2 separate regions of the Homo sapiens genome follow, and region 2 is linked to region 1. The links are chromatin contacts, found by Hi-C or POLR2A ChIA-PET in ENCODE. All regions are on one chromosome and are shown on one strand. The core of a region is the stretch at or near the end of the contact, and the rest is flanking DNA. Distances in the headings are between cores, read along the strand shown.

Region 1 (2,946 bases), core at 180-2,679:
AAGACCAACCTGGGCAACATAGCAAGACCCTGTTTCTACAAAAATAAAAAAAAGTTAGCTGGGGCTGGGTGCAGTGGCTCACATCTGTAATCGCAGCACTTTGGGAGGCCAAGGCAGGCAGATCATTTGAGGTCAGGAGTTCAAGACTAGCCTGGCCAACATGGTGAAACCCCACCTCTACTAAAAATACAAAAAGTAGCCAGGTGTGGTGGTGCCGGCCTGTAATCCCAGCTACTCGGGAGGCAGGAGAATCCCTTGAACTGGGAGGTGGAGGTTTCAGTGAGCAGAGATCATGCCACCACCCTCCAGCCTGGGTGACAGAGGAAGGTTCCATCTCAAAGAAAATCAGCTGAGCATGGTGGAGCATGCATGTATTTTGAGCTACTCAGGAGGCCGAGGTGGAAGGATTACTTGAGCCCAGGAGGCTGAGCCTGCAGTGAGCTGTGACTGCACCACTGTACTCTAGCCTGGGCAACAAAGCAAGACCCACTCTCTAAAAAAATTAAAAAGAAAGAAAGAATACATACCTCATTAGTACTCAGAACAGTGCTCGGCACGAGGCTTAGTGGGAGTCAGACTCAGAATGAGGAGGAAGGCAGGCCTCAGAGGGGGTGGCCTCTGTAAGTGGGAGTGGGGTCTGCTGCCCCCTCCCCAGTGCAGAAGGCTGTTCTGGCCCAGCCCCAGCACCCCTTACTTTACAGATGAGAAGCCCGAGGCCCCGAACCAGAGAGCGACTTGTCAGTCACTGAGAAGCTGGAGCCTTCCGCCTCCCAGGCCAGGGATTCCCACCTCTTACTGCCTCTTGGTCTCGACAGAGTACTTGACCCTTCGATGTCCTCTCTGTAAAATGGGGGCAGTAAATAGTTGACCTCTTAGGGTTGACTAAATGACATCCTTGATGTACAAACAAAGTGCTTGGCACAGGGCAGGCCCACAGTAAGTCTAATGAAATGTTAGCAGTTTTTACTCACAATATATTGTTCAACAAAAAAGGCAGGTTATAAAACAATATGTACAGTATGAGCTCATTTTGTATAAGTGAAAAAAAAAAAAAAAGGCATGTGGTCTGCGAGCACCTCCCAAGCAGCTCACAGTGATCATTTCTAGGTGCGTGAGTGGGTGGGGGTCGGGGCGGCGGGGGGGCGCGTTACAGGTACGTCTTTGGTTTTTGTTTGTTGCAGCCAAAGTTTCTAGTTCTAATTATTCTACAGCTAATGTGTATTGTTTTTATGTAAAGGAAAAACAGAGGTATTTTTAATCACCATAAATAAGAACGACTATCCACCTCAGCTGACTCATGCGATGTCCCCAGGCCAACACGTGGGCTGAACCCAGGCCGCCTTCCACCGAAAACCACCAGGTGTGCCATTGTGGTTTGGGGCACCGGCACACCAAGCAGCGGCCTGCTTTGCATTTTCTTTTTCTTGTTTGTTCACAGTGACAGCTGATGACCCACTGGTGGCATTCCGTGTAACAAACACATGCCAAAGATTGCAGATTTCGTAGGCAGGAGGGAGGGAAGGAGGGAGGGAGGGAGGCAAAGGCACGCTGGAGTTTATCAAGCAATAAGTCCTGGCATCTTCCTTATGCAAAACCCAGGCTGGGAGTGGACAGTGATAAGGGCTAGGGACAGATATTCTGTAGGCTGTGGATGCCACGCCAAGAGGAAGAATGAAGGGAGGGGTACATGGAAGGAGATGGTGGCTGAGGCAGGAGGGCACGGGGAAGAAAGGGAGGTGGTTCAGAGGCTGCTCCCCCACCTGCTGGGCCCTTTCCAGGGCCTTCCCAGAAGTTCACCTGATGCTAAGCAGCAGGGGTGTGTGGGCAGCAGGGGTGTGTGGGCAGCAGGGGTGTGTGGGCAGCAGGGATGTGTGGGCAGCAGGGGTGTGTGGGAGGTGGGGATGTATGCCCTGGCGGGGGATGGGGGAATCAGGAAAGAGATTCTATTTGGCCAAGAGAGGGATATTGAGGCTATAGAGGGCTGGAGAATCATGTTCAACGGTGAGTGTGGGGAAAGATGGATCCAAGATGGACCCTTTTAAAAAGACACGTGCTTTAGGGAGCCTGTGGTTTCATGGGTCTCCACAAGCATCCAGAAATCTGTCCTCTGACAGCACCCTGGCTGCCCATCCCCTATCACAGGGTAGGTAGAACTGTCTATCTGTTATGATCCACAGCAGCCATCCCCCAGCCGAGCCCCATCTCAGCCTCCTGAGGCTCAGCCCCCATCTCCCCGTCTCGAGGCCCAGCCCGTGTCTCAGCCTCCCGAGGCTCAGCACGGTCTCCCTCCATCTTAGTCAAGCCCTGTGCCCAGCACAGGGCCGAAAGACAGAAGATGCCCACTGAGCCCCCAGTGAACACCTGAGTCTGAAAGATGAGTGTGGTCTGAGTGGCGAGTGACTCACCTGTGCCTGAGGCTTAGGAGACCCACCTCCCAGGTTCCCTTTAGCTCGCTGTGATCTGAGCTTGGGAGCATCGTGGAACAGGTCCCTGCCTTTTATTCCATCTGCACAGCAGGGTTAGTCCTGCCCGGCTCCATCTCTGAAGAGGAGGAATCAAAAAAAGGGATTTTACAGAGTTGAGGGGGAAGAGAGAGGGCGCAGGAAACCTATTCCAAGCTGGCATGTCCTGCACGTGCCTGCTGGCTTTGGGGAAGTTGGCGGCCGCTAGGGGCCTGGACAAGAAGGAAAGGTTGGCCAGGGCCTGGGTTGCCAGATTCAGCAGCTTGGCTGGAGGCTATAAGCAGGAGGAGGCCAGGAACTGGATCTGAGAAGAGAGGACCAGTCCCAGGAAGAAAGCTGAGACACTGCTGTCTGGGAGGAGCCAAGAGCTTGGTTTATTGTACCAGGAAGAAAAGTCTAGGCCTCTGCCAGGGCAATCATCAGAGAACACTGCTCCAGGGAAAACTGCCTCCCACTTCCTGGACCTCTGTGGGCAATAGAGAAG
Region 2 (2,950 bases), core at 358-2,857, 550 kb before region 1:
AAGGGACCTTATGCCCTTGCTAAAAGGTCTCAAATATACCGTATCTGTTGGTGGTTCCCAGCTGGAAATATATACACCTACCAGGCTCCTGAGTGGGGTAGAGAGCATCTCCACTGTTGAGGATGATTGCCATTATAAGCCTTTGTTGTTTTCCTCCCGAGACAGGGTCTTGTTCTGTCACCCAGATTGGAGTGCAGGTACATGATCATAAGCTCACTGCAGCCTCGAACTCCTGGGCTCAAACAATCCTCCCACCCGCAGCCTCTAGGGCTAGGGCTGCAGGCGTGGGCCACCAGGCCCAGCTTAGTTACTTACTTATTTATTTAGAGATAGGGTCTCACCCAAGCTGGAGTGCAGTGGCACGATCACGGCTCACAGCCAACCTCTGCCTCCCAGGCTAAAGGAATCCTCCCACCTCAGCTGGGACCACAGGCATGTATCACCACACCCAGCTAATTTTTTATATTTTTTGTAGAGATGGGGTTTTGCTACGTTGCCCAGGCTGGTCTCGAACTCCTAGGCTCAAGAGATCCGCCTGCCTCAGCCTCCCAAAGTACTGGGATTACAGGCGTGAGCCACTGTGCCTGGCAATTTTTTTAATAGTTTTTGTAGAGACAGGGTCTCGCCATGTTGCCCAGGCTGGTCTAGAACTCCTGCGCTCAAAAGATTCATCCTCCTTGGCCTCCTACAGTGCTAGGATTACAGGCGTGAGCCACCACAGCCCAGCTGCCTTTTTTACTTTTGAGAGGGCATCCTATCTATCCTCCAGATGTTGAGGGTAAAACAAAACAAAAACAAACCAAAAAAACCATCCTGCTGTTATATAGATGACAGGGAGTTAATGGGCTCACAGGCAGACAACTCCAAAAACTACTCACAAGGAAGGAAATGCAGCTGTGAGTTCAGTCATACTATTTGAGAAGGTGCTCATCTCTCTCTCTTAAATGTGAAGCTCAGTGCTAGCTAGACAGGTAGGCTCAAAGCCCCATTACATCTCTTGGCCTTTCCCCTAGCGCCACCACCAAATTTCTAATTTCCATACATGCTATGTGCTTCAACTGTAAATAGTTTTCTTTTACAAACTCAGATACCTCTTGGCAGGTTAACACTGTTCAACATACCACTCTGGACAACCACAGCCTCTGCACCCTCTCTACTTTCTTTTTTTTTTTTTTAATTTTTATTTTTTGAGATGGAGTCTTGCTCTGTCACCCAGGCTGGGGTGCAGTGGCACTATCTCGGCTCACTGCAACCACCGCCTCCCAGGTTCAAGCAATTCTCCTGCCTCAGTCTCCCGAGTAGCTGGGATTACAGCCATGCACCACTATGCGTGGCTAATTTTTGTATTTTTAGTAGAAATGCGGTTTCGCCATGTTGCCCAGGCTGGTCTCAACATCAAGTGATCCACCCCCCTCCGCCTCCCAAAAGGCTGGGATTACAGGAGTGTGCCACCACACCTGGTCCACTGCTTTCAAAATAACTATATTTACAAGGGTATTTCCCCCATTTGCATTTCCCACACGTAGGTTTTGAGAAGAGATCAAGAATGCCCTTTACCACATTTTACCTGTCCTTTTTTCCCCTTTCAAACAAACTGGTCTAGGGGCCAAGCACAGAGGCTCAAGCCTGTAATCCCAGCACTTTGGGAGGCCAAGGCAGGCAGATCACTTAAGGTCAGGAGTTTGAGACCAGCCTGGCCAACATGGTAAAACCCAGTCTCTTCTAAAATACAAAAATCAGCCAGGCGTAGTGGTGCATGCGCTCCTCGGAAGGCAAAGGCAGAAGAATCACTTCAACCTGGGAGGCAGAGGGTGCAGTGAGCCGAGATCGCGCCACTGCACTCCAGCAGCCAGGGTGACAGAGCGAGACACCATCTCATTAAAAAAAAAAAAAAAAAAAAAAACAAAAAACCTGATCTGTATCAGTGCAAAGTTTGCCTATGTTGAATCACTGGGTAGCAGAAAACATTTCTTATTTCACAAATGAGACAAACAAGGCTTAAAGAGTGAAAACAAACTGCCTAGGGTCACCCAACCAAGGAGTAAAGAACTGTGACTTGAACCCTGATTCTCTGCCACCAAGCCCAATGAGAAAGGCTTACAACTAGTGGTAGGAAGGATGATTTTCAGTGGTTCTCAACACAAATATGAAAAACAGAAAGGGGATGCAAGTGACTCAAGTTTGGAAAACTGCACACGCCCCTCTGCTATTCTAACTGAAAGATGAAATTAATAGTAAGCAGGGCATTAATCACTGATCTCTTCCTAATTCAGATACTTAATTTTTCTTGTCTTCTTTGATTAGCTCCTCCAATAGAATAATAGAATACTGAATAGAGCCATAACTGATAATAGCTTTATCTTTTTTTTTTTTTTTTTGAGACGAAGTCTCACTCTGTCGCCCAGGCTGGAGTGCAGTGACTTGATCTTGGCTCACTCCAACCTTTGCCTCCCCGGTTCAAGCGATTCTCATGCCTCAGCCTCCCGAATAGCTGGGCCCACCACCATGCCTGGCTAATTTTTCTATTTTTAGTAGAGACAGGGTTTCACCATGTTGGCCAGGCTGGTCTCGAACTCCTGGCCTCAAGTGATCTCCCCATCTCGGCATCCCAAAATGCTACAGGTGTGAGTCACCTCACCCGGCCCGATAGTAGCTTATTCTAAGTTTAATACTGTTCTAAAGTTTCACCGTTAAGTATCATGTTTTACAGATTATTCATGGATGCACTTTTTTTGAGTTTATGGAAATTCCTTCCTATTCCTCACTCAGTAAAAATTTTTTTTAACTCATCTCTGGCCCACTTGTTTCCCTTCTCCATGCTGTTTTCCACCCACCACCCTTCCTTTCTTTCTTTTTTTTTTTTTTTTTTGAGATGGAGTCTTACTCTGTTGCCCAGGCTGGAGTACAGTGGCGCAATCTCCGCACACCACAACCTCTGCCTCCCGGGTTC

The links. Hi-C counts contacts between places; a loop is a spot of excess contacts on that map. ChIA-PET counts read pairs that join two places held with the same protein, here RNA polymerase II (POLR2A). Pooled maps may share reads with other maps.
Region 2: a loop to region 1 is called in a pooled map, with 3 times the contacts of the local background. The contact joins two enhancer-like sites. A Hi-C loop is called at or near these places in 1 of 168 maps with a recorded cell type or tissue (OCI-LY7), 19 of 37 single-sample maps with no recorded cell type and 7 of 50 pooled maps. POLR2A ChIA-PET finds 5 or more read pairs at or near these places in 2 of 52 experiments (A673 and activated B cell).

Annotation. Positions count from the first base shown.
Region 1 is chr1:24,202,059-24,205,004 of GRCh38, reverse strand. It overlaps LINC02800 (long intergenic non-protein coding RNA 2800), which reads right to left. Exons shown (of 3, transcript NR_027087.2): 2 at 2,406-2,541. Among named protein-coding and RNA genes, the nearest start is that of LINC02800, 3.3 kb to the right of the region's middle. Within about 2 kb of position 1,429, at least 5 of the 41 ENCODE cell types and tissues checked have a DNase peak (open chromatin) inside an H3K27ac peak, as active enhancers do; they include OCI-LY7, where a contact is called at or near this core.
Region 2 is chr1:24,747,453-24,750,402 of GRCh38, reverse strand. All of the region lies in intron 1 of CLIC4 (chloride intracellular channel 4), which reads right to left. Among named protein-coding and RNA genes, the nearest start is that of CLIC4, 3.5 kb to the right of the region's middle. RefSeq lists a silencer at 844-923. Within about 2 kb of position 1,607, at least 4 of the 41 ENCODE cell types and tissues checked have a DNase peak (open chromatin) inside an H3K27ac peak, as active enhancers do; they include OCI-LY7, where a contact is called at or near this core.